2 separate regions of the Homo sapiens genome follow, and region 2 is linked to region 1. A link is an interaction called in ENCODE POLR2A ChIA-PET data of the cell type or tissue named here. Cell type or tissue: PC-9. All regions are shown on one strand. Each heading gives the region's core, and the rest is flanking DNA. Links, peaks and the distances in the headings are about the cores only.

Region 1 (16,615 bases), core at 5,662-9,661:
TGGTCTCAAACTCCTGGCCTCAAGCAATCCTCCTGCTTTGGCCTCGCAAAGTGCTGGGGTTACAGGTGTGAGCCACCATGCCTCGCCCAAAATTTTTACATATGTGGGGAAATATCAGAATGATTTGGCTATGGAAGGCATGTTTTCTCTTACAGGATGAATAATCCATATAGTTCAGGATTTCAACATATATTTTTTGGCCAAAATATAGTATTTTAGACTCTGCTGTCTTGTCTCCATGTAACATATGGGTACGGCCTAAATAAAATACAGTTTTTTCCGAGCCCTGGAATGGACTAATTAGATATCGATATGGAAAAGATTTAAGAGTATTACCTAAGAGCTATAAAATCTTTTAGAAAAATATTAATTTAAGAAAACATCTTGGCCAGGTGCAGTGGCTCACACCTATAATCCCAGCACTTTGGGAGGCCGAGGCAGGCAGATCACCTGAGGTCAGGAGTTCGAAACCAGCCTAGCCAACATGACGAAATCCTGTCCCTACTAAAAATATAAAAAGTAGCCGGGCGCAGTGGTGGCCGCCTGTAATCTCAGCTACTCGGGAGGCTGAAGCAGGATAATCACTTGAACCCTGGAGGCGGAGGTTGCAGTGAGCCGAGATTGTGCCATTGCACTCCAGCCTGAGCGACAGAGCAAGACTCCATTTCAAAAACAAAAGAAAACATCTTATCTTTTTATTCCTACTGTACAACAGATAAAATCCCATGTCTTAGCTGTTAGAAGGCAGGTAAAATGCTTAAAGGATTTGTAAAGACAAACTGAAAACTATTTAATATAGTACATCTTTTCTCAATGTATTAAATACTCTTTCTAGTTAACAGGTACTTACTGCACATTCACTGTGTGTGGAGCACCATATTTGAATATAAAAGGAACTTTTACAATGAAAGTTAGTACTAACAAGCGAAGAATATTAAAGATCTGAAAGGTGAAAGTTTTCTATTACTATTAAGGAAATCCATTTTGTCTTTTTAAAATACTCTGTGAAATCTTTCTGTAGGGCAAAACTTAAATACTGTGAAAATAAGCAAATATATTAGCTCTAGCTAGGTTAGGAGGTTTTTTTGATGGTAAAATTAGTTTAAGTATGTTTTTATACCCAGTGGTTACTTGATTAACTGTTGATGCTTCTCCTTTTCTTGAATATGACCTTACTAGATTCTTTTTTTTTTTTTTTTTTTCCTATGAAACAGGGTCTCGCTCTGTCAACCCAGGTTGGAGTGCAGTGGCAAGATCACAGCTCACTGCAGCCTCAACCTCCCAGACTTAGGTGATCCTCCCACTTCATCTTCCCAAGTAGCTGGGACTACAGGCCCACGGCACCACACCCAGCTAATTTTTGTATTTGTTTGCAGAGATGGGGCTTCACCATGTTGCCAAGGCTGGTCTCGAACTCTGGGCTCAAGCGATCCTCCCTCATCGGCTTCCCAAAGTGCTGGGATTACAGACGTGAGCCACTGCACCCAGCTAGATTGACTCTTGATAGCAGTGATTCTAAGCAGCTTTAATTCTTATTGAGCCCTCACAGTGTTAAGAAGCAAAAACATTTTTTGTGTGCTCTTTTGTACTCTACAAATTAATGTCTTCTCTGCCTGGTCTTTGAAATCTTGGCCCCAGTAAATATCTGTGCTGGCTATGCAGCTAATACCCTGTGGATGGGTTCTGTTAAGTAAAATCTGTGACTGTGAACACGGGTGTGGGGGTGTATAGAAGCTTCCATTTTGCTATACATAATTTCCTGATGCCCAGGGTGAAAATATTCTTTGTTCACTGGGTTTACCTTACAAAGTACAGGGAATTTATTATTTTCAGAGCGGGGAGTGGTCTAGGGAATTAGAGAATTCATTTTGAGATTATCTACATGAAGTAGACCAAAAACTATTGCTGTAATCCACATGTCAACATGTCCAGATTTTTTTCTTTTCTTTCTTTGCATTTTGTGGGAAGAGCAGATGGGGATAGCTTTCTCTAATTCATCCTCTCTGCCTGCTTTACCTTTGACCTTTCCTTACCAAGTATTAAAAAAAAAAAAAGTTGTTTTTAAGGAATACTTGAAATAACTGAGATTAGTAAACTTGGAGAAGAGAGAATGGGGATTTTCAGTTCTTTACGTATTTGTTTAGTTATAAAAGTTATATAAAATTGTTGTCTTAAAAAAAGTTAAATGTACATGAAGTGAAAAGTAAAATCCTCCCTCCTTTTCTTCTCTTTATCCACCTCCGTTCCACTGGAGAGATAAGGTTTTGGGGGTTTTGTTTGTTTTGATTTTTCACATGGAAAGTTTTAGAATAAGTGGAAAGTTTAGGAGTAAACTCTGTCCCTATGAGGTTATTGTTATCTTTGAGGTACATGAGAAAGACAAAGGCTGACAGCTCCATTTTCCCCAGGGCAGGAACCTTGTCTTCCTTCTCCTGTGTCTGTGGTAACATGTCCTCTACACACACACACACACGGATGGTGCTTTGCCCATCTGCTTATTTCTCTCCTTTACCTTGCCTTACTTACTGTTTTCTGGTTTCTTCATTTCTTCTGCTTCCCTCTTCTCCCCATTTTTTTTCTGTGCCTTCAGCTAGTAGCTCAGAGCAAGTGATCACTGTTTTGAAATTGCATTCTACTGGGCTTTTTCTAGTTCAGTGCAATATGAAAATTTCCATTTAGAAAAGAAATAGGACTCTTTGCTTTATATTGCAAAATGAAGTTTACATTACTAGAGAAATCAGCAACTTTATTGCATACGTGAGGTATGCTTATCAGTGTCATTCATCGGCCACCTTGGCCTTTGTCGCATCAATGTGATCATTATTAAGCAAAGAGGGACAAAGCCAGCTTTTCAAAACATACTTGAAAAGGTACTTTGAGATCTAGTGGAATACCTGTGAATTCGTCATTATATGTGACTAAAATTGTTTTAGAAATAAGAAAGAATATTGAGATATGCATGAAACTGTAGTTATTCTGAGCTTCAGGATATTACTGTACAAGTAGTAAGCTACCAAAAATAAGTAGTGAAATTAAACATGGAAAATGAGCTCTAGGAGTAACCTGCTGCAAAACCGTGGCTCACATGACCTCACTGTAGGAGTTCTTGACTCAGACCTTTAAGCTGGTGATGAGCTGTTTCACATGATTGATAATGCAGAAGCTCCTCTCTGAAGTCACTTTTTTTTTTTTGTTTTTTTTTTGGGGACGCAGCCTCGCTCAGTCACCCAGGCTGGAGTGAGTGGCGCAATCTTGGCTCACTGGAACCTCCGCCTCCCAGGTTCAAGTGATTCTCCTGCCTCAGCCTCCCAAGTAGCTGGGATTACAGATGCATGCCACCATGCCTGGCTAATCTTTGTATTTTTAGTAGAGACGGGGTTTCACCATATTGGCCATGCTGGTCTCGATCTGCTGACCTCATGATCTGCCCACCTCATGATCTGCCCGCCTCGGCCTCCCAAAGTGTTGGGATTACAGGCATGAGCCACCACGCCCAGCCTGAAGTAACTTGTTTTTTTTTTTTTTGAAATGGAGTCTTGCACTGTCTCCCAGGCTGGAGTGCAGTGGCACGATCTCGGCTCACTGCAAGCTCCGCCTCCTGGGTTCATGCCATTCTCCTGCCTCAGCCTTCCGAGTAGTTGGGACTACAGGCGCCTGCCACCACGACCAGCTAATTTTTTATATTTTTAGTAGAGATGGGGTTTCACCGTATTAGCCAGGATGGTCTCGATCTCCTAACCTCATGATCTGCCCGCCTCGGCATCCCAAAGTTCTGGGATTACAGGCATGAGCCACTATGCCCGGCCTGAAGTCACTTTTTATACAGTTCTAGACTTTTAAGTATATACAAGAGAAACAGTGAGTGAGCAAACGAGCTTTCTGTGTACCAGGCATTGTTAGTGCATTGCTTGTATTAATTTGTTTAATCCCCACAAAATTCTGTCAGGTAGGCAATATTATGATCCTCATTTTATGGAGGAAAAACTGAGGCACGGAGAGGTTAAAAACTGACTCAATTTCACCTACTTAGTATGTGGCAGAACTCGGATTCGAACACAGGCAGTTTTGCCCCAAAGGAAATATACTGCTTCTTTTGGGTAATCTGCTGTACCAAGGATCAGCAAACGTTTTCCGTAAAGGGCCAGATGATAAATATTTTAGACTTTGCAGGCCATAGGTCTCTGTTGCATCTCTTCAGCTCTGCCAATGTAGTGCAAAAGCAGTGACAGATAGTACAGAAACAAATGAGCATGGATGTTTTCCAATAAAACTTCATTATGGACATGAAAATCATTTTCATGTGTCACAAAATATTGTTCTTTTTTTTTTTTTTTCATGATTTAAGAATATAAGAGCCAGGCTGGGCACAGTGGCTCATGCCTATAATCCCAGCACTTTGGGAGGCTGAGGCAGGAGGATCACTTAAGGTCAGGAGTTCAAGATCAGACTGGCCAAGATAGCAAAACCCCATCTCTACTGCTTGGAAGGCTGAGGCAGGAGAATTGCTTGAACCCAGGAGGCAGAGGTTGCAGTAAGCCGAGATTGTGCCACTACACTCCAGCCTGGGTGACCCAGCAAGACTCCGTCTCAAAAAAAAAAAAAAAAAAAAAAAAAAAAAAAAAAAAAAGAAGAAGAATATAAGAAGCATTCTTAGCTCATAGACCTTACAAAAACAGGCAGCAGGTTAGATTTGCCTAATCATACTATACTATGTATGTGTGAGATATTAGGATGGAATCCATTCATTTGTTAATACATTCATGCAAGAAAGGTATTATACTACATTTTGGGATTTCTAGGGGGAACAAGAACAACTTTCAGTTCCTCTTGCCATTCTGCTTACTGGATGAACTATGATGTTGTCCCCTTTCTCATGCCTGCTTTTTAAAAAGCTGTCTTTATTTCCTGTCCATTGCATATAACAGATATATTCACATTATCTCATTTAATCTTCATTGCAGGTGGTATGTTATCTCAATTTTTATTTTTATTTTTGAGATGGAGTCTTGCGCTGTTGCCCAGGCTGGAGTGCAATGGTGCAATCTCAGCTAACTGCAACCTCTGCCTCCCAGGTTCAAGCAATTCTTCTGCCTCAGCCTCCTGAGTAGCCGGGATTACAGGTGCGCACCACCATGCCTGGCTAATTTTTGTATTTTTAGAAGAGACGAGGTTTCGCCATGTTGACCAGGCTGGTCTCGAACTCCTGACCTCATGATCCTCCTGCCTCAGCCTCCCAAAATGCTGGGATTACAGGCGTAAGCCACTGCGCCCGGCCTATTATCTCAATTTTATAGTATAGGGAAATGTAAACTTAGTCCAATTAACTAGCCAGTTACACACAGCCATGAGTGGTGGACCCTGCCTTCAAATGCAGGTCTCTTAGGCTGAAAGAGCATTTTTTTTTTCTTCTCTGCTGCCTTTCCTTCCCTCGTAGAAATGTATGAAACTGTGATAAATGTTTGTGATCCTGTCAGAAGCGAATGTTTATTTTACTTGAATACACGTTTATTTTCACTTCCCTTCCATTTTCCCTGACTCTCGCTTTCGAAGATGTAATCTGAGTTTGATAGAAAAGTAGTGATTTTTTTTGGTTTCCCAATCAAAGAAGCTAAAAATAAACACAGAACTAGTCAGCAATGTAACTGGTGTAAGGACTCACTGATGCGTGGGATTAAGAGTGGAAGAAGGGCCCGGGTGCTCACACCTATAATCCCAGCACTTTGGGAGGCCGAGGCAGGCAGATCACTTGAGGTCAGGAGTTCAAGACCAGCCTGGCCAACATGGTGAAACCCTGTCTCTACTAAAAATACAAAAATTAGCTGGGCATGGTGGCTGGCGCCTGTCATCCCAGCTCCTTGTGAGGCTGAGGCAAGTGAATTGCTTGAACCTGGGAGGCGGAGGTTGCAGTAAGCCAAGATCGCACCACTGCACTCCAGTCTGGATGACAGAGTGAGACTCCGTCTCAAAAAAAAAGGCTGAGTGTGGTGGCTCCTGCCTGTAATCCCAGCACTTTGGGAGGCCAAGGCGGGCAAATCACTTGAGGTCAGGAGTTTGAGACCAGCTTGGCCAACATGGCGAAACCCCATCTCCACTAAAAATATAAAAAATTAGTTGGGCTTGGTGGTGGACACCTGTAATCCCAGCTACTCAGGAGGCTGAGGCGCGAGAATCGCTTGAACCTGGGAGGCGGAGGTTGCAGTGAGCCAAGATCGCGCACCACTGCACTACAGCCTGGGCGACAGAGCAAGACTCCATCTCAAAAAAAAAAAAAAAACGTGCAGGAAGAAATCCATGTCTTTTCCTGACACCCTCTACAGCTTCCCCAGGGTGCTGTCTCAGAAAGATGTGGGTTCCTTATGGTTTTGGGGGGTTATTGATGGTTTATAACTGGTCTAGAGTAGACCTTGAAGACATATCATTTGTGTGAATAGAATCTGAAGAAGAAAGATGGCAAATAGGCTTACTTGTATATAGTTTTAAATAAGGAAGTAGACAGATTTATTCTTGAGCAATGACTAACCTCCCCCTCTGTGGCTCCTCATGGGCTCCCAAGAAGCCTTTGATCCTTTTCCCCCATGTTAGTGGGAAATCCCAGATATGATTGTAGTTCCTATTGGAAACTGATACACTTAAATAGGTTTAGATAAAATAACATCTGGGAATGATTGCAGAAGTCCTTTGGTTTTGGCTATTGGTTTCCTTGTAATTCCCCTACCCTTTCATTATAGTGGGGTCTGTATATAATGTAACATTTAGCATTCTGTAACATGGAATATGCCACATTTCTGGAACATGTAAGTTAATGCCTTTAACTTGAAAATTGCTTGAGTGTATCATGGCAGAGTCTAGATGTATATGCAAAATATACTTAGGTAAACACAAAGCTGACTTTGTACACCTCTCAATGTAATTTCTCAGGATAATCTTATTAAAATCTGCCAGTGCACCTGCTTTGTACCTCGCGATCCCAGACAATGGCACCTTTTTTGGAGGTTGTTTTGTTGTTGTTTTTGTTGTTTGAGACAGGTTCTTGCTCTGTCACCCAGCCTGAGTGCAGTGGCACAATCACTGCTCTCTGCAGCTTCAAACTTGTGGGTTCAAGCCATCCTCCCATCTCATCCTCCCAGGTAGCTGGGACCACAGGTGTTCACCCCCATACTTGGCTAATTTTTTATGTTTTGTAGAGATGGGATCTCCATGTGTTGCCTAGGCTGATCTCAAACTCCTGGGTTCAAATGATCCTCCTGCCTTGGCCTCCTAAATTGCTGGGAACCACCGCTCCTGGCCTTGGAGGTTGTTTGAATTACCTCCTCTTCACCCCGTTAGTGAGGGAGGGATTTCTGCTTAGGGTTACGGGAATGGCTGAATCCTGATGCTCGACACTGGACGGGTGAGATCAACAGCAGTTTCTCATTCACATGTAGTCCCAGCCTAGAGGAGGGCACAGCATGCCACACCTGGCCACCCAGGCCTGTACTCAGGAACAACTAGGGGTTGCGGGAGGCAGGCTGTATACAAGAGGGTGGGGGTCACTCCTGGTTCCCATGAGAGGATGTGATTGGCTTGTTTAAATGACTCTCTGCTGACTGGCAGGGAACTAAAACCCACTTCTCAGGGCTAGGCAGACACTGCACCTGGTCCTTGTGACTAAGAGGGTGGCCAGGGGACTTTATCAGCAGAAGCATAGTGGGAAGGGCAGTGTGTAGTGAGACCATTTGGAGCCCTTCTGATTTTCCCCAGATGTCAAGGCAGAGCATAATATTGGGCCTTAATTTTCAGCCTTGCACCGCAATGGTTTTGTGCTGACTCACAATCAAGAGCATAGCGTGGCCAGGCGGAGTAGTCATATTTTCCAAAAGGCTCGCCACCTTTTCAGTGGCTGTTAGGATTATGATGACAAGACCTTAGAGGAAGCAAAGGGGTGTGTACAGCTGACACCAGGACAAAGTGGTCACCCTGTTAGAGAAGGTAGTCAAAGGATGAGCTGTTTTTTCTACTAACTTACTAACCAGTCTTGCCCCTCTCGAGTAGTTGGGATTACAGGCGTGAGCCACTGTGCCCAGCCAAGTTGTCTCTTTTTAGAAAGTGGTTCTTTCCTTTGTCTTAAATTACTGTGGTTATCTCAATCCCTTCTGCCTTCATCTGTTTAAGAAGGTCTCAGTAGGAAAATAAAGAGAAGCAGTCAATAGAATTTGTAGTTTGAACATTGTAACTAATTCAATATTATCTTCATCTGCCTCCTAAAATAGTAAATGAAACATAGTAGGCCCTCGATAAATGTTTACTGAAATAAATGGCATCACCATTTTTATATATTCTAAGTATTACAAAAGTATTTTTAAAAATGTATGTATAGGCTGGGCAAGGTGGCTCACACCTGTAATCCCAGCACTTTGGGAGGCCAAGGCAGGTGGATCACCTGAGGTCAGGAGTCCGACACCAGCCTGGCCAGCATAGTGAAACCCAGTCTCTACTAAAAATACAAAAATTAGCCGGGCGTGGTGGGGCACCTGTAGTCCCAGCTACTCTGGAGCCTGAGGCAGGAAAATCACTTGAACCTGGGTGGCAGAGGTTGCAGTGAGCCAAGATCATGCCACTACACTCCAGCTTCCATCTCCAAAAAAAAAAAAAAAAAGTATGTATACATATATATGTGTAAATATGTGTATGCAACTGTGAAGTATTCTCTTGTAGCCATCCCAACCTCATTATTTATTTCTAATGGCCTTTATTTTTTCTGGCATCAAGTAGGAACAGACAGTATATTACATAATGAGGATGTGAAGGGGAGAAATGATACTAAGTCAACTCTAACTTTGTCTTAAAACTTTTTCGTTTTCAATAAGAGAAACATCATCTTTGGTGCAATGATGGAATTGGATTGGGAACTTGCCTTTGTTTTTTTTTTTTTTTTGAGAGAATCTCGCTGTGTCTCTCAGGCTGGAGTGCAGTGGCGTGATCTCAGCTCACTGCAAGCTCTGCCTCGCCATTCTCCTGCCTCAGCCTCCTGAGTAGCTGGGACTACAGGCGCCCGCCACCACGCCCAGCTAATTTTTTTGTATTTTTAGTAGAGATGGAGTTTCACTGCATTAGCCAGGATGGTCTTGATCTCCTGACCTTGTGATCTGCCTGCCTCAGCCTCCCAAAGTGTTGGGATTACAGGCGTGAGCCACTGTGCCCAACTGGAACTTGCCATATTTTATTGGAGGCAACCTCAAGCTCAGAATGCTTTTCTATTTGTATTAACAAGAAAGTTGTCCACATTTCGTGATGTGAATCCCAATTCTAAGAAAGCAAAATTGATGGTAATTAAATGTTGCAGATTTATTTTATGTAGTGCTTGTTTCAGGAGACATTTTTGTAACAATTTATTCCTTTCTAGCTAGACCTGGATTCCTTCTAGCTAAGTTTGACCTGGATGCCTCCCAGCTAAGCTAGATGGCCAAGAGTGTCTGTTGGACTCTTGTCACCATGGGGCTCCTCCTGTGTCATTAAGATAGGACCAGGAACCCTGAAGCACATGATCATCTTTACTTGCAGGTCAGGAAGCTCTCCCACAACCAAATGGAGAACTATGGGAGACGGACCCTATTATTATGTTGCTGTTCACTGTGACGTAGTCAACAAGTTGTGTGGTTACTCTGTGGGCCCTGCAGGCTGTTGAACATCCCTCTACTGACTTCTTTTTTTCTTTTTTAAAGCTATCAACTGGCTAGCCAGATCTCCCCTTCCTACCTATTATTTAGAGACTTAGACTTAAGGTTCTCCCAAACAAACCCCTCTCGGCAGTAAGGGAAAGCCGTAATTTATATATCTTAACAACTTAAGCAATAGTTAAAAGAGATTTTTTCTTTTTTTTTTGAAACGGCAATCCTGAAAATGTTTACACAGACCTCCAAGTCTGGGGGTTGGGGGAGAAAGGGAAAGAACAGGAGAAAATATCTTTAATCTCATCATCCTGGGAAGAAAATAAACTATCCCTAAAGAGTTTATATACATATAAAAATATGTGTATATATGTATAAATACATATATGCTTTGAACCACCTTTTATGAAGCTTTTCAGACTCTGTGTGTGTCGGGGGGGTGGTCAACTTTGAAAAAGTAAAAATGCACGTGATAACAACTTTTAAAAATGTACTGAAGGGCAAATAATAAAATCTCTCAGCCAGGAGTGGTGGCTCACACCTAGCACTTTGGGAGGCTGAGGCAGGCAGATCACTTGAGCCTAGGAGTTTGAGCCCATCCTTGGCAACATGGCAAAACCCAGTCTCTACAAAAGAAAAAATACGAAAATTAGCCAGGTGTGGTGGCACGCACCTGTTGTCCCAAGTGCCTGGGAGCCTGAGGCTGGAGGATCACTGAGTCTGGGAGACAGAAGTTACGGTGAGCTGTGATCACACCACTGCACTCTAACCTGGGTGTGCACTCCAGCCTGGGTGACAGAGCAAGCCCCTGTCTCAAAAAAAAAAAAAAAAAAAAATCTGTCTTTTATTCTCAGGACTTTAGTCCCAGAGGCAACTGTACTTCAACTATATTTATCAGTTTTTCTGAATGTGTTCGGGGACAGCCTGGTATATGTCAGCATGTTTGTGCACACACACACACACAAATATACACACTTTTTACATGGTTTTGTGTATATGTACTCTTCTTTTTGCTTCTCTACACAAATAGGAGCACACTCTGTGCCTTGATTTCTTTTTAACCTAACAATATTTCCTGGAGAATGATCTATGCCACTGTGCATAGATCTACCTCCTTTTTTTTTTTTTTGGAGGCAGAGTTTCGCTCTTATTGCCCAGGCTGGAGTGCAATGGCAGGATCTCAGCTGACCGCAACCTTGGCCTCCCAGGTTCAAGCAGTTCTCCTGCCTCAGCCTCCCGTGTAGCTGGGATTACAGGTATGTGCCACCACGCCTGGCTAATTTTGTATTTTTAGTAGAGATGGGGTTTCTCCATGTTGGTCAGGCTGGTCTCAAATTTCCTACCTAAGGTGATCCACCTGCCTTAGCCTGTTAAATAACTGTTTAGTAATTACTAAACAAATTAAATAACTGTTTAGTAATTCATTATATGAATGTATAACCCCAATTTATTTAACCGGTCTTTTTTTAATGGCTATTGAAGGAAGATCCCTTTAAGACTGCTTCTTTATGTTAAATCTTAATGAATGACTTTAAAGCCAATTACATATAAAAGTTGCAAGCATATGGGTAGGTACTCTTCTATTTTAAAGAATTTTGCATTCTATTTGTTTTTTAAACAATTTTCAGAGTTGTCTTGTGAGGACTGTATTTTAAATAGCAGCCTCAAGGTACTGATTATGATTTTGGTCTTATTTATTTATTTATGAGACAAGGTCTTGGTCCCTCACCTGCTGGAGTGCAAGGTCATAATTGTGGCTCAAGGCAGCCTCGACCTCTTGGGCTCAAGTGATCCTCCCACCTCAGCCTCCCAAGTAGCTAGGTAGCTAGGACCACAGGCACATACCACCATGCAATTTTTTTTTTTTTTCATAGAAATGGGGTCTCTCCCTGTGTTGCCCAGGCCGGTCTCGAACTCCTAGGCCCAAGCAATCACCCCCACCCCCCACAGCCTCCCAGAGTGCTGGGATTACAGACATCAGTCACCACCCCGGCTCTGATTATGTCTTTAGTCAGTAGCATACAATTCTAAGAATCCTCGTAATTACTTGGGGGAAGGTGATAGTAATGGTATTCGCAAAGGTGGAGGTTGCTTCTGGAAAATGAAGCAAGCCTGTTTTTAAAAAATATCCATCATTTGAAGCCTGGCATTTTACCCTAACAGAGTCACCCAGAGACAGTTTTAAACAGTTTCTGGTTTATATTTCAGGGAAGCTGGATATTTTTGTGTGATTTCTTTTTTTTTGAAGCCATAGAACCCTAGCTTGCTAGTTTGAAAGGCTCAGTTGTTAAAACCTCTAAAACTTAAGAATGAAAAAATAAAACACTGATCGTGTACATTTTATGTTGTAAGTTTCTTTGTTTATTCATTTTTTCTATCTTTAAGTAACAAAATTCTGTGGTACTGTCCCTTTAAGTATTTTAGTGATTTTATTTATTTTTATTTTGTGAATACTAAAGAATTTAACTCAAAAAGTTTATACACTACATATATACATTATAGGATTTTAAAAACTGAAATTGAGATAATAAAATCATTAATTTTTAAATTAAAATTTGTCTTAACCTTTAATCAAGCAACCTCTCGAAGAGAAGATTAAAAATCAATATATTTGATACCTTTATAATGCAAGGACATAAAAAAATTGATAGATGTCCTTTTCTTTCAGGGGGAAGGATTTCTGCTATTATACTTATTCAATAAGAACATCAGCATCCATAGCCTTACGTATTACTGAAGCATTGATGTTTCTTTTTTGTGAAAGCAGTTAGGAGTGGAGAAAGACCTACTAGTTGATCTGGTTTACCTAGTTTACCTACTTTACCTACCAGCACTCAGGAGTCACACTGGTTGAACTTGATATTTGTTCAGTCCTGTCACCTGGCTCTGCACATACTTAAAATAATTGTGCACCATCTTGTGTTTGAAAAACCTAAAAACATGATGTGCATACGTGACGGTTGCTTTTTGGAGGATGCAAATGGCCAACTATGCCTATTTCACAAGTCGTGCCATGTTTCCAAACTCATTTTGGTGGTAGACCTCAAGAACATTACTTGAGTAAGGGATGGAGAAAATTCTAGAATTGCTGTGTAATTGAGAAGACCTGAAAAGGAGAGTAAGAAGGATTTTTTAAATAGTTTTTTTTAGGCACGGTGGCTCATGCTGTCATCCCAGCACTTTGGGAGGCCAAGGCAGGAGGTTCATTTGAGGCCAGGAGTTCAAGAGCAGCCTGGGCAATGTAGGGAGAGACCCTGTCTGTACCAATAAATAAATAAATAAATAAATAAATAAATAAATTGTTGTTTAAAATTGATTTGATTCATGGTTTTACTGTGACAGTGGAATCTGCAGTCCTATAAGGGAACTGAAGTAACAGAAGGAAATGTTTCCTGGTAAAACAAAATAGAAATAATTTTTTGGTGAAAATTGTATACCAATTTTATAGTTAGTGTGCTATAATAACTACTAAATAACTTGAAATTTATTTTGCTAATTTAAAGCCCATAATGGTAGTTTTTTTCCCCTCATTCTGTGATAAATATGAAATGTGCCAAAGGAAACACATAATCACCAAGTCATAATGAGACAGCATTTGAAAAAAAATTATCACAACATCCTGAGGACAAGCAGGTTTCTGTTCAGTTTGGGCCAGGAGTAGAAAGAAGAGGAAGAGAAAGACCACAGAAGTTGAGATTTACATGTGGTGACTTGGAAATAAGAAAGAAACTTCTGAAGGTGAGGGAATTGGAAAGAACTTCTTTCTTCAAGCTTGGGAGGAATTACATGAAACATTCCTTGGTAAAGGGGCTCAGAATAAAACCACAGGCAAAAGAAGAAAAAGATAGCTGGAATTTGTCAACAACAGAGAAGCCATTCTTAACTCAGCTTTTCCTTTCCTTCTCTCGGCCATCCGATCCCTTATCCCTTCTCCTTGCTGGAATTTTTAATTTAGTAGGGGCTCAGAAGGATGTTTTTTGGTGAACCTGGCAGTTGCTATGCTGGCTTATCATTGTACAGGTTTTCTGTTCCTAAAAACTCTTAGAGGAAATGGATTTAGTATTTTTAAAAAAGATAATTCCACTGGGCATGGTGGCTCATGCCTGTAATCCCAGCATTTTGGGAGGCTGAGGCAGGCAGATCACCTGAGGCCAGGAGTTCAAGACCAGCCTGGCCAACATGGTGAAACCCCGTCTCTACTAAAAATACAAAAATTAGCTGGGCATGGTGGCGTACACCTATAGTCTCAGCTACTCAGGAGGCTGAGATGGGAGAATCGCTTGAACTAGGGAGGCGAGGTTGCAGTGAGCTGAGATCACACCACTGCACTCCAGCCTGGGTGACAGAGTGAGACTCCATCTCAAAAAATAATAATAAAATAAATTAAAATTTTAAAAGATAATTCCTTCTAAAAGAGAAGGACTTCACTTTAGTTGTGACTTATTACCTGAAAGAAAAATTTGATATACTTCCAGTGGAGGTGTGCTGTAAATATATAGAAACTAGCATATAGAAAAAAATAACTTTTAAAAAGTGATGGCATCATGTAGTCTTCACTTCAGATGTGTAGATGTTAGCATGTGGAATTGAAGGAAACAGTTACCCATCAGTAGGAATTTAAGTCTGGCTTTACTTGTTTGTCTTAATTCCAGTGCACTGGAAACAAACTGATTTTCTAGAAACTGTGGCTTCTTGCAGAAGCAAATCTGACTTAGGGTGCTTGGGGAAGTAGAGCCCACTCTTTGTTCTGGTTGCTGTTGGAGCTTACTTTCCTTTTACTTCAGATATCAAATTATGAACTAACTAGGCAGAAAGACGTGGAGGAAGCCCTATGTCCTGTTCCTTTACCCCACAAAGCAGACAGTCTTAGGATGTTATCATTCGGACAGTGGGAAGGAAATAAACAGAACTCCAAACTATACAATTGGCATTAGTAAGGAGTCCTTGTTTCATTATCAGAAATCTAAAATTGGCTGCATATGGTGGCTCATGCCTGTAATCCCAGCACTTTGGCAAGACTGAGGTGGGAGGATTGCTTGAGCCTGGGAGTTTGAGATCAGCCTGGGCAACACAGCAAGACCCTTGTCTATTTTTTCAAAAAAATAAAAATAGAAATCTAAAATTATCTAGGTAGATTCAGAAGCTGACAACAGTTGTTTGGGAAAATAGAGTAATTGTTTTAGAAATGAACATGTAAAATGTGGATCCTAGATTTTGCTGCTAAACCATTATCTTTCCTTTAAAATCTGCTCCCTTGTTTTAACATTTGTTTCAGTTCATGTCACCCTCATTCTGCTTGTGACTTGGACTTGACACCTTGATGTCTTCCATAAGTTTTTCCTCCTCACCCCTTTACCCTAAGTCCTGGTGATTTTTCTTTTTTTTTTTCTTTTTTTTTTTTTTTTTTTTGAGACAGAGTCTCACTCTGTTACCCAGGCTGGAGTGCAGTGACATAGTCTTGGCTCACTGCAACCTCCACCTCCCTGGTTCAAGCGATTCTCCTACCTCAGCCTCCTGAGTACTGCAACCTCTGCCTCTTGAGTTCCAGTGATTCTTCTGCCTCAGTCTCTCTAGTAGCTGGGATTACAGGCACATGCCACTGCACCCGGCTAAATTTTGTATTTTTAGTAGAGACAGGTTTAGCTCTGTTGGCCAGGCTTGTCTCAAACTCCTGGGCTCAAGCCATCCACCCACTTTGGCCTCCCAAAGTGCTGGGATTACAGGTGTGAGCCACCATACCCGGCCCTGATTTTTCTTCCTCTTACATCCATCCCTTTCTCTCAATTCCTGATGTAGCCACCCTGGTTCAGGCCACCTGCACCATTAAAATTCAACACCTGTTGCTTTCTGATATCATTTTCATTTATTTGGTGAAAAATTCTTGAGGGTCTCTTGTGTGTTGGGCTGTATGGTGAGGATTCAGCTGGAAAACACAATTTCAATTTCCTTGTCTTTGGAAATTTACATTTTAATGAGGGAAACAAGTCTACCACCAAGTGCAGTTTAGTGAGATAGTTAAAGGATTCAGAAGAGACACCAAAATCTCTCCTTGTTTCATGGCATTGTGTTTTGATTCATGTAGTTTTAATATTTAAAGCTTTTTTCTTGTTTTCAGATGTTCACTTTGTACTTTAATCCCTCTTGTATCCCTAATGGATGTGGCAACACCTAGTTACTATATTCTTAATAATAGCCTTCCAAATGATGTTTGACCAAGAAACACCTTTCACCCCTCTCTTCAGACAAAATAAACCTAATTTCTTTTTTTTTTTTTTTTTTTTGGAGATGGAGTCTCACTCTGTCGCCCAGGCTGGAGTGCAGTGGTGCAGCCTCGGCTCACTGCAAGCTCCGCCTCCCGGGTTCACGCCATTCTCTGCCTCAGCCTCCCGAGTAGCTGGGACTACAGGCGCCCTCCACCATGCCTGGCTAATATTTTGTATTTTTAGTAGAGACGGGGTTTCACCGTGTTAGCCAGGATGGTCTCGATCTCCTGACCTCGTGATCCACCCGCCTCAGCTTCCCAAAGTGCTGGGATTACAGGCGTGAGCCACCGCGCCTGGCCAAATAAACCTAATTTCTTCATAGGTGCCACAGCCCTATTACTAACTATCTGAATCTATTATACTTAGGAGTCTAAAACAGTACCCAGATGGGCTGGATCAAAAAGCCTTTTAGAGCAGAGCTTCTCACACATAGACTGGGATTTTGTTACAGCACGGATCCTGATTCGGTGGGTTGTGGGTGGCCTGAGCGTGTGTTTTCTGAGGAGCTTCCAGGTGATGCTGCTGCCGATTGGAAATTGAACATGTGTTGTGTTAACAGGGTTTTAGAAGATATAAAGAGATAAGGAATTACGATAAAAACAAGTGGTGGGGTACCTTTTCTTCTAGCTATATGGTTGGATCCTATAGTCTGTCCACCCTGTTAACTCTCATTTGCTCTCGCTAATCTCAGTCAACAATTAACTA
Region 2 (16,615 bases), core at 5,169-9,168, 54 kb after region 1:
CCAGTCACACAAAACTAGAAGTGAAAAGGGTTTTTTTTGTTTGTTTGTTTTTGTTTTTGTTTTGTTTTTTGAGATGGAGTCTAGCTCTGTCGCCCAGGCTGGAGTGCAGTGGTGTGATCTCGGCTCACTGCAACCTCTGCCTCCGAGGTTCACGTGATTTTCCTGCCTCAGCCTCCCGAGTAGCTGGGATTTCAGGCATGTGCCACCATGCCCAGCTGATTTTTGTATTTTTAGTAGAGACAGGGTTTCACTGTGTTGGCCAGGCTGGTCTCGAACTCCTGATCTCATGATCCACCCACCTTGGCCTCTCAAAGTGCTGGGATTACAAGAGTGAGCCACCTCACCCAACCAAAATGAAAAGTTTTTAAAATAGTATGGTATTGCTGATTTCTGATTTGTGCAATAGACAAATAATTAAATTTTAAAGTCATCTGTAATTTTTTCTTCTTTTCCTCTCCTCTGTTGTCTTTGTGCTATCAAAAAACAAAGTGCAATGTAATTGTGGCAACTGATGATTGACCCAGGTTTTGGTAAGAGTCCAGTGAGTTGTGTTACCTTGTTAGCAAAAGAAAACGGGGAGCCATAAGGCCAGGAGAATTAGTAATCTGGGTTAATGATGCTTGGATGAAAGATACTTTCTTAACATGCATTATCATTATAATTTCATAATCACTCTGTGTACCAGATAGTGGTGGTACATATTTAGAAAATGATAAAAGTCTGAGCAAATCTAACAAAACTTATCAACCAACTTGCGCTATGTTAGAAGCGTGACTCTTTTTTGTAGTTCTTAGGATGCAGGGACATTTTCACTTGGCCTTTTTGATGCCACCTCACAGTAAACTCTTAGGTTGGAGAATGAGGGTGAGGCTCAGGAATGGGCCGAGATAGATGTCTGTTGTACATACTAAGGAAGAGAGGTTTCAAGGGATAACCAAATGTCTTTGTAGTCAAGCCAAAATGTGGTTCCATAATCAAATGTTCCTATAAATGCTGTGATTTGGGGGCTATCTTTTTATAAGGCCATTCATCTGCAAAAGACTTTTACATTCTTCAGACTTCTTAAAGAAGGGATACTTAGCAAGGCCGCTTTTCAGGTTATCTTTACTTTCTACAGTTCTCCCTGCCACCACCATTATTTTGACTATATTGACCACAAGGCTCTGATTATCATTTGAATCCAATTCCTGGCAGTTGTATTTCCACTGCCTTATTTTAGGGGCCATGCATTTCCTTCTTGGTCCATTGGGATTTGTTTGTATTTATCAATACAAGTGGGAGCTGCTGAGTAGGGTGGGCTCTAACTAGCCTAGGACACAGACTGTGGCTACCACGCTCTTTGAGAGGGTTGTTAACAAGTTTTTCCTAGGAGCAAATGGTTTCAGGGACTGCCTACAGGAAAGGGTGGAGGTTGGTGGTCAGTCTGGCTGGGGTTCACTCTCAGTGTATCTAACAGCTGTACCTTAAAATAAAAGGGAGCCTCTCTACGAATCTCCTTCCAGAGTTGCTTGATGTTTAAAGTTTGGCTTCCTGAGCACTTGAATCTGGGTCCCTTGCTTCTTAGAAAACACTGTGTTAATTTAGATGCCTTCTCCTTTCAGATGAGCCCTCGCTGTGCTAATCTGGCCCTCAAGCACTACCTGCTCAAGCCGGTTCAGAGGATCCCCCAGTACAGGCTGTTGCTGACAGGTGGGCTTCTCCAGCATTTTGCCAACCACCCAGTTGGTTTATCCATCAGCCAACTCTTCTTGCCTTTATGAAACTCGGGTGCCTCTCTTTGTATATCACCCCCGTCACCACGTTGCCTAATACGTGGATTTGTAGATTGCTTATATACTTTACATATACGTTGCCTGAACTGAACGGCTTTCGGTTCTTTGATCATCCATCCATGTGTGCATTTTCACCTCAGGGCATTCATACATGTAGCTGCTTTTTAATTCAGAACATCTTTGACCATCCCAAGCCCATACCCGTGCATCATTTCACCTGGCTAATATTATTAATTCCAAGAAGGTACGTTCCCCAACTACTCGAGAGTGGAGTTTAGAGGGTCACTCCCACATATTTATATAGCATTATCATAGCCCTAGTTACTTGCCTCAGAAGGTTGTTATAAGGTTTGATTAATGAGCTAAATGTGGACAGTGCTTAGAATAGTACCGTAGCTGGGTGCAGTGGACACGCCTGTAGTCCCAGCTACTGGAGAGGCTGAGGCGGGAGGATCTTTGAGCCCAGGAGTTTGAGACTATCCTGGGAAACATAGACCCCTGTCTAAAAAAAACAGGAATAATGCTTTAATTATAACAAGTTCTACATAAGTATTAGCTTTTACTATTATTAGTAATAGTAGTATTCTTATCCTGATAGTTATTTCCTTATGATAATAGTCTATCTTCTACTAGACTGTAAGCTTCAAGATTATAGAGCTATGTCTGTTTAGTAAGGAAAAAAGAAGGAAAGAAAAAAGCAAAAACACTGTGTTTGAGTGAAGGAACTTGCTGTAATCAGGCCTTTATATTCACTGGCTCTTTAAATCCTCACCATAGCCTTGCAAATATCAGTTTTATCTTCACAGATGAGATAACAGGCTTATTGAAATTAAGTGGTTTGGCATCACAAAAAGGCTAGTGTAGTCTCAGTACCAAACATAGTTACCCAACACCTACTACTAGGGTCTCTGGAATATTTGCTGAACTGTATTGGATGTACAGTGACTTAATATGCATATATAATACGCATTAAAATTGTATCAAAATGGACAAGAACGTCAAAATGTGGCCACAACCGTAAAGTCAATGTGTTCTATAAGTAAATTTGGAGGTACTGGGTTTCTGTTACTCTCCTTAAGAAATGGTGTCCATGCTTTTCTTCTTAACTTCACTCTCTTAAGCCAAGAGCTATATTGGAGATAATAGGTGAATCCTGAAAAACCAGGATTTCCTCATTTCTCTTTAGGGAAAAGGCTTCAGCACTTCAAAGCTTGCCTAGTGACAGACTGCTCACGAGGAAGACCTACCTTTTAGCCCCAGGACAGGCTGGAGTGCAGTGGCGCCATCTTGGCTCACTGCAGCCTCCATCTCCCAGGTTCAAGCGATTCTCCTGCCTCAGCCTCCTGTGTAGCTGGGATTACAGGTGTGCACCACCATGCCCGGCTAATTTTTGTATTTTTAGTAGAGGCGGGGTTTCACCATGTTGGCCAGGTTGGTCTCAAACTCCTGACCTCAAGTGATCTGCCGACCTTGGCCTCCCAAAGTGCTGAGATTATAGGCGTGAGCCACCACAACTGGCCCTTAATTTAAATTTCTAAGGATGAATCAGGCACTAGGTTTCTGTCTGGAATGACATAAAGCCAACTGAATAATTTAAGGATATCCTGTCCCTCTGTACTTTCTTACTTCTGCTTTTGGCAGAGATTTAGAATACACAGGACAAAGGGAAGTACTGATACACATGTTGTGTTTTTGCTAGATAAACTCAGTGCTTCTCATAAACCAGCTATTGAATGGCATAGGCTCTTTCCATAGCTGTCAAATGAAGTACTGTTTTTAGTGGCAAAAGACAGCTGTAGTTTCAAATGGGAGGGGAATGGAACAAGAATCTGAAAATTTAGTGCAAAGATTAATTTTTACATATTATTTATTTATTTATTTGTTTATTTATTTATTTATTTATTTGAGACGGAATCTTGCTCAGTTGCCAGGCTGGAGTGCAGTGGTGCAATCTCAGCTCACTGCAAACTCCGCCTCCTGGATTCAAGAGATTCTCCTGCCTCAGCCTCCCGAGTAGCTGGGACTACAGGCGTATGCCACCACGCCCAGCTAATTTTTTGTATTTTTAGTAGAGACGGGGTTTCAACATGTTGGCCAGGATGGTCTTGATCTCTTGACCTTGTGATCCGCCTGCCTTGGCCTCCCAAAGTGCTGGGATTACAAGCATGAGCCACGGTGCCCGGCCATATTATTTATTTTATTTTACACACTACGACTGTTCTAAGTAGTAAAAAGTCTACATATGTTAAATTTAGGTTTCATGCTTAGTTTGTTTTTTATTGAGAAAGTGTGAAATGACAAAAGCAGGTTTTAAAAAACTCTCTTTACTAAAATAGATTTTAACTAGGTGTAGTGGCTTATGCCTATAACCCAGCAACTCAGGAGGCTGAGCCGGGAGGATTGCTTGAGCCCGGGAATTTGAGGCTACAGTGAGCCATGGTCATGCTACTGCACTTCAGCCCGGGTGACAGTGAGAATTCCGTCTCTTAAACAAAAGAAGAAGAATTTTGTTTTATAATACCAACATCATGTGAGCTTGGAGTTATTTTTAGTTTGAGCTACCTCTTACTTAATCTTAGATTGGGAAATCTTTTCTGTTATTTATTTATTTATTTATGAGATGAAATCTTGCCTGTTACCCAGGCTGTAGTGCAGTGGCACAATCTCAGCTCACTGCAACCTCCGCCTACCAGGTTCAAGTTATCCTCCCTCCTCAGCCTCCCAAGTAGCTGGGATTACAGGCACCTGCCACCATACCTGGCTAATTTTTGTATTTTTAGTAGGGATATGGTTTTGCTGTGTTGGCCAGCCTGGTCTCAAACTTCTGACCTCAGATGATCTGCCCACCTCGGCTTTTCCATTCGTTAATTGTTGCACAATACCTTATATATAATAGGCCCTCGATACTGGTGGATTTGGGAAGGGGGAAAAGTGATGAATGGCTTATTCAAGGCCACGAAATCAGGACTAAAATTAAAGAACGTAGTAGACTTTGTATTCTTCATCCTATGCCTTTTCTTCCATTGCTTAAAATTCTTTCCTTCCCCTAAGCCTGACCTGAAGTCAGGTCAGAAGTCCATTCTCTTTGTAGCCATCTCTGATTGCTTCAGTTCTCCAACCTTGAGTTCAGGGAGTGTGTCTTATATCTATAATTTAGTGGCCTCCAAAATATCTGGGTCAGTTTTGGATATGTTGAAGCTGTTCAGGAAGTAATTTAGATTGGTTTTAAGCTAGGTTTAAAACATCTCACCAGGTGTGGTGTCTCACGCCTGTAATCCCAACACTTTGGGAGGCTGAGGCGGGCAGATCACCTGAGGTCAGGAGTTCGAGACCAGCCTGACCAACATGGAGAAACCCCATCTCTACTAAAAATACAAAAATCAGCCAGGCATGGTGGCACATGCCCATAATCCCAGCTACTCAGGAGGCTGAGGCAGAATTGTTTGAACCCGAGAGGCAGAGGTTGTGGTGAGCTGAGATCGCACCATTGCACTCTAGCCTAGCCAGGAAGAGCAACCTCCCTCTCAAAAAAAAAAAAAAAAAAAAACTCTTTAGCCAAAATGTTTTTTGTCCAAAGAATGACATTGAGACAACATTTATATTAGAGATGATATCTTCTCCTAAAAAGAAAGGCACAAGCACAAAGGTGAAATGTCCTCCCAAGGCTACACAGCTTTAATTGAAGCACCTATGTTCCTATAATCCTAAGGACATTCCTATAACCTTGCAGGTCAATACTAAAGATTTGCTTTTTTATTTTTATTTTTGTATTTAAGTGATCCATCCTGTTAACTGATGCTTTTTATTTTTATTTAAAATTCTGATTTTCCAGTACTCATTTTTGTGATGTTCTGATTACTCTTTACTTTGCAAGACATATCTACTGTTGCTGTGAAAGTACTGCTGTCTAGGCACTGAGATTTTTTTTTTTAAATTTTATGTAAAAACAGGGTTTCCCCATGTTGCCCAGGCTGGTCTCGAACTCCTGGGGTCAAGTGATCCTCCTGCCTTGGCCTCCCAAAGTGCTGGCATCACAGGCCTGAGCCACTGGGCCCAGTCTGAGATTTTTTAAAGTTGGATTTTAAGTCTTAAATTTGCATCTTTCAAACATGTTAATTACTTTGGATAATAAAGCTCAAATGATTTAATCCTCCAACAACTTTGTGAGGTTAAGTACTTTTATTTCCATTTTGGAGTTTGGATTGATTCCAAATGCACAAAATATACAAGAGCAGGCAGGAGTGGTACTTCATTCATTTGAGGCAACTCCTGGCAACTTTGCTGTTTTAAGTTTCAGGCTGAGAAGGGGAAGGAGTCCTGCCTGATTCAATGTAAGTAGGTTTGTGCCTCCCACTGAGATATGCATAGATGATAAGATAAGATGGTTTCTTCTGGAATCCTTTTAGAAAAGATCAGCGGAAATCCCCAGATAGAGCAGTCTGTCACTGCTGTTCAAATAACCATGGTATTGTCTTCCAGTGTTTTCTTTTCTGGACTTACTTTGGGTTTCTATAGGGTATTCTATTTGGGCAATCTCTTCCTGCATGGTAGTAAAACACTTACACCTACATTCTTGTTAGTATTTTTTTAAGATCAGTTCAAACCGGATCTAAAAGAATGCATATAGTTGTATAACAAAATCAGTGATTTATATAATTTAAGCCTAAATATTTATAAATTTTGGCTGGGCATGATGGCTCACGCCTGTAATCCCAACACTTTGGGAAGCTGAGGTGGGCAGATTGCTTGAGCTCAGAAGTTCGAGACCAGCCTGGCCGACATGGTGAAACCCTGTCTCTACAAAAAAAAACAAAAATTAGCTGGGCGTGGTAGCATGCGCCTATAATCCCAGCTACTCAGGAGGCTAAGGCAGGAGAATCACTTGAACCTGGGAGGTGGACGTTGCAGTGAGCTGAGATCGTACCACTGCACTCCAGCCTGGGTGACAGAGCAAGACTCTGTCTCAGAAAAAACAAACAAACAAAACTTGTAAATTTTACTCAAGGCCAGTTTATCAGGCTGGATCCTGTTTGAAGTTGGGAAGAATGGGAAGAAAACAGACTTATCTGTTTTCTTAACTTGTAGTTATCAGAGCAGCCTTAACTTTTACTTATCTTCTTCTTTCTCATCTCTTCCGGGTAGAGACCATCTTTATTATCCTATCCCAGTGTCAGGCATAGATCCTGGAACACATCAGAGACTCAGTCAACTGACAGGTGTAATTAGGGAAAGGGAGAGTTGCTCTTTTTTATAAGATTGAGAATCCCCATGCGGTAGCAGCAATGAATGTTGGATGGATGGATGGATGGATGGATGGATGGATGGATGGATGGATGGATGGATGCATGCATGCATGCATGGATGCATGGATGCATAGATGCATGGACGGATGGATTAATAAATGTTTAAAAGCATTCTTTCAGTCATCCAGTCACAAAATTATGGAAAGGACTGAAATCCTTCCCTTTTCTCTTTCCTCCCTGTAGGATCTGCCAGCAAATTTTCCTCCACCTCTAGTTTCTGCTCCTTCTATTTCTCTGTTAGGCTCCAGGCCAGGCCCTTCTAAACTCACGCCATTTTATAGCAATATCTTGCTGGTGGTCATGCTACCTCTTATCACCCCTCCATGTAGCCTAGCACAGTTACTGCCTAATTTCTCTTCCAAGGACACACTTTCATTCTGTTTATTAGAAAAGTTGAAAACCCACTTATTCATAGTATAAAGACCAGTTTATAACCCAGAATTACCTGAACCTTCTTTTCCTTTAGTCTAGCTATAGTAGGTTTCTTGCTGTCTCCTGAAAGCTGTCCTTCAAAACCAGATTCTCTCCTCCATTAATTACTCCACCAACAAATATTTATATAAGTTGGCCCTGAGCTGGACACCCATATACACTGGCAGACAACCCAGTGGTGGCCCCTGCCCTGATGGGGCTTACAGTCTTCCTCTTTGAGGTCATGCCCAATCACTTAGGCCCCCACTGAGCCTTCTCCTTCTCAATTCCTAAAAATTGTATTGATCTTGCCCTTTGTCTTGTGACTAAATCTTTTAGTTGTTTAATTATACCATGGATCTGTGCCTTATCTTCTCCACTAGATTGTAAACCCCTTGAAGTCAGAGGCAGGGCTGGGCATGGTGGCTCGTGCCTGTAATCCCAGCACTGAGTTGGGAGGATCGCTTGAGCCCAGGAGTTTGAAACCTGCCTAGTCAACATAGTGAGACCCTGTCTCTACAAAAGAAAAATTTAAAAATTAGCTGGGTGTGGTGGCACACACCGGTCATCCCAGCTACTGAGGAAGCTGAGGCAGGATGATCACTTGAGCCCAAGAGTTCAAGGCTGCAATCAGCCATGATCGTGCCTGTTGTACTTCACCCTGGGCGACACAGCAGGACCCCCATCTCAAAAAAATAAAGTCAGAGGCAGACTTCAGTGCAAGTAGCAGTCACAAAAGATACTCACTCAGTTTGAGAAAGTATATTCTGGTGATGTGTTATTTTTGTAAGGGCCACTTTTTGTCTTTGAAGGGATCTTTTGTGCATACAAAAATATTTAAGGATTATGAAAAAACTAAGTCTTTTTTCATCTTCTACCATCCAGAGATGGCTATCACATATCCTTTTAGTTTTTTTCCATCTACCTGTGCTATATGTTGTATAATTTGTTTTTCAGAAAAAAGCCTTTCATTTGTGGAAGGTTATTACATTAGTGTTGAAACAAGTTAAATCAGTAAGGATCCTGATAGAGAAAATATAAGATACAGGAATTTTAAAATTCCTCTGATAAGTCTTTTCCACTTATGTAGTTAGAAAAAAATAGTCCTTTGATTAAATGTGGATCAGGTGGTTTCTTTGATCTTGTTCAAAATATTTATGTTATATAAAAGGCTACTTTAACAACATATTATATTACTTTTTCTCGTTGTCTTTGCCTTTAGGATGATATTAACTGCCTCTAGGTTTTAGAAATCTAGGATTTCTCATGTTGGTAGAAAATGAGATATTTAAAACATCTGTTATAGTGTTCTGAAGCTATAAATTTGAGCTATGTACAGGCTAACAAGCGCATATAAAAAAGATCACAATTAAATTAATAGATGACTTTTTTTCTTTTGAGATGGAGTCTAACTCTGTTGCCCAGGCTGGAGTGCAGTGGCACGATCTTGGCTCACTACAACCTCCACCTCCTGGGTTCAAGTGATTCTTCTGCCTCAACCGCCCGAGTAGCTGGGACTACAGGCACGTGCCACCATGCCCAGCTAATTTTTGTATTTTTAGTAGAGACGGGGTTTCACCATATTGGCCAGGCTGGTCTGGAACTCCTGACCTCGTGATCCACTTGCCTCGGCCTCCCTAACTGCTGGGATTACAGGCGTGAGCCACCACGCCCAGCCGCTAATAGATGACTCTTTTTTAAAAACCCTTACGGAAAACTTCTGTTTAGCAAGTATTTATTTTAAAACCTAGGGTTAATTGTATGTATCAAAGTTATTTTAACACTTTCTCTAAGGCAGAACTTGATTTAAAAAAAAAAAAAAGTAGGGCTGTCCTGCACTCCAGACAAGGAATCTAGTTATCTAGTTTCTGACGAGCCCAAAGGTGTCTGATATAAGGTAGTTCCAACCATGTTAAATTAGGAAGATAATGCAACTCAGAATTCAGAATTCATGTTGTAATTTGCTCAGTTCTTGTTCTGTTGCAATTCCTGTTTTTTTATTTTTTATTTTTTTGAGACCAAGTCTCACCCTGTCACCCCAGCTGGAGTGCAGTGGTATGATCTCAGCTCACTGCAACTTCCGACTCCTGGGTTCAAGCAATTCTCCCACCAAAGCCTCTCAAGTAGTTGGGGTTATGGGTGCCCACTACCACGTCTGGCTAATTTTTATTGTTCTGTTTTTTCTTTTTCTTTTTCTTTTTTTTTTTTTTTGAGACTGAGTCTCACTCTGTCGCCCAGGCTGGAGTGCAGTGGTGTGATCTCGGCTCACTACAACCTCCACCTCCCGGGTTCAAGCAGTTCTCTTGCCTCAGCCTCCTGAGTAGCTGGGATTACAGGCATGCACCACCATGCCCAGCTAATTTTTTTGTATTTTTAGTAGAGATAGGGTTTCACCATATTGGCCAGGCTGTTCTCAAACTCCTGACCTCAAGTGATCCACCTGCCTCAGCCTCCCACGGTACTGGGATTACAGGCGTGAGCCACCATGGCTGGCCTTTGTTTTTTGTTTGTTTTTTTTAAAGAACCTTTATTGTTTTTATAGTTGCCTCATATGCTTTCTTGCCAGATGCCTTTGGAGCAGGGGCTTTCTGGGCTGGAGCTTTTTGACCCTTCTGAGCTTTTGGAGGAGGTGCTGCCTTCTGGCCTGTGGCTTTCTGGGCAGGAACCTTCTGGGCTGGAGCCTTCTTGCCCACAGCGGTCATCTTTTTTGCTGGAAATTTAGCAGCAGCTGCAGCAGCACCCTTAGCAACAGGTGCTTTTTTGAGAGAAGCTTTCAGGAGAGCTTCCTTTTGAAGCTTGTTAACTTCATTCTTGATTATTCTGTCCCTCATTTTCTTTGCCTTCATAACTTTAAAATGATCAGAATCTGTCATCTTGGCTTTCCTTTCTCTGGCTTCAATCTTCCTGGCCCATTGTGTGGCTGCCCATTTTGTATTGATGTCTACCTTCTGCCAGGCTTGTGGGACATACTTCTGGTGGGCACTGTATGGAAACTTGAGGATGAAATCAGTGAGCTGCATGTACTTGAAAGGCATGGCCTGTCTCCTCACTTGAGCGCAAGGTCCACCAACCAAAGCCCTGTTCTGATCAATAACATCTATGATCACAATGAATTTTCCAGCATGAGGTCCAAAGGCGACGTAGGTTGCCCAGCCAACCTCCATGAAGTGCCTGAACACCATATTGGCGGCAGTCGGTGAGAAGGAATTCATTTTTAATTGTAGTTGTGAAAAAGGTATTTTGAGAGATAGTATTGAATAAATTGTATCCAGGTATCCACAAAATATAAATATTTATTTATTTATTGAGACATGGTCTTGCTCTGTTTCCCAGGTTAGAGTGTGGTGGCAGGATCATGGCTTACTGCAGCTTCAACCTTCCAGACTCAAGAGATCCTCCCACTTCAGCGTACCAAGTAGCTGTGGCTACAGGCATGCACCACCATACCCGGCTAATTTTTTCTATTTTTTTTGTAGAGATGGGATCTCACTATGTTGCCCAGGCTCATCTTGAATTCCTGGGTTCAGGGGATCCTTCCACCTCAGCCTCCTAAAGTGCTGGAATTATAGGCATGAGCCACTACACCTAGCCATCCATGAAATATTTTAATGCTATGGAAAGTGTTTAGGGTATATGAGGCAAGCACATTTCATCATCGCTTCTCGGCCTTTTGGCTAAGATCAAGGGTAGCACATTTCATCCACCTGTTTTATTAGCTTAGAGCTTTTAAATGTAATCTTAGTTTCTCTGTAGAACAGGAGTTCTTAAATTTTTTTGTGCCTAGATTCTTCTGGCAGTCTGATATAGCCTATGAGCCCTTCTCAGAATAATTTTTTTTAAGTGCTGAATAAACTACATAAGATTAAAGGGAAAACCAACTGGGCTGAAGTACAGTTATTAAAAAAAAATTTTTTTTTGCTATACCACAATCACAGTAATAAAATATTTTTTAATCATGACATAGTAATTAATGCATGCACTTCTTTAGTACTGCATTAAATAAGATCAGGTGGCAGATGTAATAAGTACCACGATTTTGAAGTAGGGGTGAGAGGAGTGCTAAGAGGGATAAGATGTCTGCCACAACTGTAATATGCTATAAAAATATCTGTGGTGATAAAGTCACAGATATCACTGATACTGTTGTGGTTTGCACCTACATTTATGATGGAAGAAAATCCTATTTTACACGTAGAGGTTAGTGAAAATAGGGTGGGTTTGTTTGTGTGCCTCTTTTTGCCCTCCAAGTTTGCAGATACCCCAAATTCTACCCATAGACATTGCTACAAAGCCATTCTTTTTCCAATTCTAAGTGCAGATTTGACCCAGATTTCCTGCAAGTAACCAATTGCCTCTGTTGCTGGGACTTGTCTTGGCAGAGCTATAGCAAGCAGAATCTGTTGCTAAAGTTGCTCTCACAGTTTTAGTCAGAATCATGGGCTCTCATCAGGACCTGTTTCAGTTGGAGAAAACACTGAACTTTAATCAAATTTGAACTGTGGTGCTTACATTTGCTTTATTCTTCGCTTGGCTGTTAGGTAATAAAATGTGCTTATGTCCCTAAACGTAAGTTTGCTTTGTTGATACTCAGGGTGGTACAGACCAAATATGGGTAACAGCTTCTTTTAAGTGTGGCTCGACTGTGCCAAGGCCATTTCCGTACACTTAAGATTCCTGCTTAATAAACTGGCAGCTACTAGAAAATGTATCCACTAAGAAAAGCAGTCTCAGGCCAGGTACGGTGGCTCACGCCTGTAATCCCAGCTCTTTGGGAGGCCGAGGCAGAAGGATCCATTGAGCTCAGGAGTTCAAGACCAGCCTGGGCAACATAGGGAGACCCCACCTCTTTAAAAAAAAAAAATTAGCCATGCATGGTGGCACACACCTGTAGTCTCAGGTACTCAGGAGGCTGAGACAGGAGTATCGCTTGAGTCCAGGAGGTCGAGGTTGGTGGAGGCTGCAGTGAGCTATAGCACTCCAGCCTGGGCAACAGAGGGAAACCCTGTCTCCAAAAAAGAAAAAAAAAAAGGAAGAAAGAAAAGCAGTCTCAGACAAGTCAAGTCAAAATAGTGTGTATATTGGCCGGGCGTGGTGGCTCACGCCTGTAATCCCAGCACTTTGGGAGGCCGAGGCGGGTGGATCACAAGGTCAGGAGATCGAGACCGTCCTGAATAACACGGTGAAACCCCATCTCTACTAAAAATACAAAAAAATTAGCTGGGTGTGGTGGTGGGCGCCTGTAGTCCCAGCTACTTGGGAGGCTGAGGCAGGAGAATGGCATGAACCCAGGAGGCGGAGCTTGCAGTAAGCAGAGATAGCGCCACTGTAGTCCAGCCTGGGGGATAGAGAGAGACCCCATCTCAAAAAAAAAAAAAATGTATATTGACTTTTGCAGTTTGCCTCTTCTTAGAACATTCTGGATATGCCTAGCTAGACTTTCCCACTAAAAAGGGACCTGGGGAGATACCATCTATCATGAGATCTGTGTCAAAATTTTGCCTTAGGATGAGCCTGGAGTTGGGTTTGGTTTGTGAGTTCTGTGGGGATGCCGCCTCAGGACCAGGGTTGTGTCAAAGTCTAGGATAGATCAGGGCTTCCTTACATAATTCTTGGACAAGGATGCCTGCAAGCAGTTCTCCAACCTGAGCCTCCCAAGTAGCTGGAATTACAGACATGAGCCATCATACCCAGCTAATTTTTGTATTTTTAATAGAGACAGGGTTTCACCATGTTGGCCAGGCTTGTCTCAAACTCCTGTCCTCAGGTGATCCTTTCCTTGCCATATTTTGTGCCCTGGTGAGGAGGGGGTGCATTGGCCCAGGAAAGGGACCTTTTCTAATTCACAGAAAGGCAACCTGAGAGCCCAGAAAGATCGCTTTTTTTTTTTTTGACAGAGTCTCACTCTGTCGCTCAGGCTGTGCAACCTCCACTTCCCAGGTTCAAGTGATTCTCCTACCTTAGCCTCCCAAGAAGCTGGGACTGGAGGCATGCACCACCATGCCCAGCTAATTTTTGTATTTTTATTAGGGACGAGGTTTCACCATGTTGGCCAGGCTGGTCTCGAATTCCTGACCTCATGTGATCTGCCCACCTTGGCCTCCCAAAGTGCTGGGATTACAGGCATGAGCCACTGTGCCCCTCCCGAGATGACACTTTCTAACTTAGGCAAGCACCACATCTATAAGAGGTGGTTCTAGGCCACATACAGATTCAAGGACTAGAATTGAATGAGTATTTGAGAAGCAGAAGAATTAGAGCCAAAGGCCAGAGCCTTTTTTTTTTTTTTTTTTTTTTTTGAGACTGAGTCTCGCTCTGTTGCCCAGGCTAGAGTGCAATGGTGCAATCTCAGCTCACTGCAACCTCTGCCTCCTGGATTCAAGCAGTTCTCGCACCTGAGCCTCCCGAGTAGCTGGAATTACAGACATGAGCCACCACGCCCGGCTAATTTTTGTATTTTTAGTAGAGACGGGGTTTCACCATGTTGGCTAGGCTGGTCTCAAACTCCTGTCCTCAGGTGATCCAACTGCCTCAGCCTCCCAAAGTGCTGGGATGACAGGTGCAAGCCACTGTGCCTGGCATAGCAGATCTTCTTCTAGGTGCAGGGGCTACAACAATAATTAAAATCAGGCTTTCTGTCCTCAGGAAGGCCACAGTTTTAGCATTTGTGCATAAAATGATACCTTATATTATAGTACCATTTACTTAGCTTCTAATATATTCATGACATTACATATTCTCATTAAACTTAACTTAGAATTTTGGAGTTTTATTGTTACTTGTCAAAATGATTTTGTGTATAGAAATAAATAGGATATGTACATTGTTAAATAATATTCTGGGAGGCAAATGCCAGTGCATACATATTCTAAGGCATCAACAATTAAAGTTACACAATAGCATTGCAAGAATAGATCTATTAATTTTTTTATAAAAGGAATTATTCCTTATGTAATAAGGAAGTAACTTGAAATGGACTGTTTATAAGAATCTAATGTATGACAAAGTAGGAAACCCAAGACAATAGAAAAAAGATTGTTTATTAAATAACCTATTAATAATTTGAAAAATAACCAGCCTGGCCGACATGGTACAACCTCATTTCTACTAAAAGTACAAAAATTAGCTGGGCGTTGTGACACACATCTGTCGTCCCAGCTACTGGGGAGGCTGAGGCAGGAGAATCCCTTGAACCCAGGAGGCGGAGATTGCAGTGAGCCAAGATCATGCCACTGCATTCCAGCCTGGGCAACAGGAGAGACTCCATCTCAAAAATAATAATAATTTGAAAAACAAATTAAGGTTCCTACATTAATACATATACTACAAATAAAATCAGAGCTAAATATGAAGAATTATAAAACTGGCTATTTATTGAAACTCTAAAATGAGGACAGGATGAAAGATAGTTTTGTAGGCCCAGAAAAATTAATTATAAAGGAATATATATATATATATATATACATATATATATATATATCTTTTTTTTTTTTTGAGACGGAATTTTACTCTTATTACCCAGGCTGGAGTGCAATGATGTGAACTCAGCTCACTGCAACCTCCACCTCCTGGGTTCAAGGGGTTCAAGTGATTCTCCGGCCTCAGCCTCCCTAGTAGCTGGGATTACAGGTGCCTGCCGCCATGCCCGGCTAATTTTTTGTATTTTCAGTAGAGACAGGGTTTCACCATGTTGGCCAGTCTGGTCTCAAACAACTGACCTCAAGTGATCTGCCCGCTTCGGCCTCCCAAAGTGCTGGGATTACAGGGGTGAGCCACAGCAGCCAGCCTGTAAATGAAAATATTGACACTTTTCATTTCATTTTATTTATTTTATTTTTTGAGGCACATTTGCACCATTATAATAACATTAAAATATTATAAAAGTTTAAAATACAGTCAAAGTAAAAAGGCAAACAGCACATCAGAAAATATACCTCTAGGAAATTTTCATTTCAGCACAAATACTAAAAATAGACATCTAGACTAAAAATATGAACAAATATAATAACTTAGAAAAAAAGAGCACATAATAAATATATAGTGGTGTATTGTGTCCTTCGAATGATAACTATCAAATAAAACAGTTACCAATTCTATTAGCAATAAAAAACTGCAGCACACAAAATTGGCATTTACTGAAACTGTTATTCTCATATATTTGTATTAAAAGTTTCACATCCCTTTAGGAAAGGTTTTTTGTGATATGTATCAAGCACCCAAAAATAATTTAATATTTTATTTTATTTCATTTTATTTTTGAGGTGGAGTTTCACTCTGTCACCCAGGCTAGAGTGCAGTGGTGCGATCTCGGCTCACTGCAACCTCTGCCTCCGGAGTTTAAGCAATTCTCCTTGCCTCAGCCTCCCGAGTAGCTGGGACTATAGGCGCACACCACCATGCCCTACTAATTTTGTATTTTTAGTAGAGACAGGGTTTCGCTATGTTGGCCAGGCTGGTCTTGAACTCCTGACCTCAGGTGATCCACCTCCTTCACCCTCCCAAAGTGCTGGGATTACAGACATGAACCACCATGCCCAGCCTAAAATTTTTTTTAACTTTAATTTTTTTCTATATCACAAATCATGAAGCAAAAAAAATAAAAAATAAATAAATAAATAAATAAATTATTCTCCCTGATCCCAAGAAAAGAATCTGAAATATGGAAGAAGGCATGCTTTATTTATTTATTTATTTATTTATTTTTATTTATTTATTTTTGAGACGGACTCACTCTGTCACCCAGGCTGGAGTGCAGTGACGTGATGTCAGCTCACTTCAACCTCCGCCTCTTGGGTTCAAGCAGTTCTTCTGTCTCAGCCTCCTGGGTAGCTGGGACTACAGGAGCATTCCACCACACCCGGCTAACTTTTGTATTTTTGGTAGAGATGGGGTTTCACCATGTTGGTCAGGGAGGTCTCGAACTCCTGACATCGTGATCCTCCCGCCTCAGCCTCCCAAAGTGCTGGGATTACAGGCATGAGCCACTGCACCTGGCCTATTTTTTTATTTTTATTTTTGTTTTTTTGAGATGGAGTCTTGCTCTGTCACCCAGGCTGGAGTGCAGTGGCACAATCTTGGCTCACTGCAACCTCTGCCTCCTGGGTTCAAGCGATCCTCCTGCCTCCACCTCCC

What was found. Peaks named below come from ENCODE experiments on the same cell type or tissue, not always from the same donor. Only the 100,000 strongest peaks of a DNase experiment are listed, where the experiment ranks them.
Region 2: POLR2A ChIA-PET joins it to region 1 with 5 read pairs; 4 of 35 experiments call an interaction of 5 or more read pairs at or near these places.

Annotation. Positions count from the first base shown.
Region 1 is chr12:95,174,241-95,190,855 of GRCh38, reverse strand. The region is part of intron 2 of FGD6 (FYVE, RhoGEF and PH domain containing 6); the gene reads left to right. Among named protein-coding and RNA genes, the nearest start is that of FGD6, 35 kb to the left of the region's middle. In PC-9, for the core only: no CTCF peak of the experiment used is centred there; no DNase peak of the experiment used is centred there; H3K27ac peaks cover 481 bases.
Region 2 is chr12:95,119,813-95,136,427 of GRCh38, reverse strand. It overlaps FGD6 (FYVE, RhoGEF and PH domain containing 6), which reads left to right. Exons shown (of 21, transcript NM_018351.4): 8 at 1,602-1,689. It also overlaps the pseudogene RPL14P4. Among named protein-coding and RNA genes, the nearest start is that of NR2C1, 55 kb to the right of the region's middle. RefSeq lists a silencer at 3,328-3,528. In PC-9, for the core only: no CTCF peak of the experiment used is centred there; no DNase peak of the experiment used is centred there.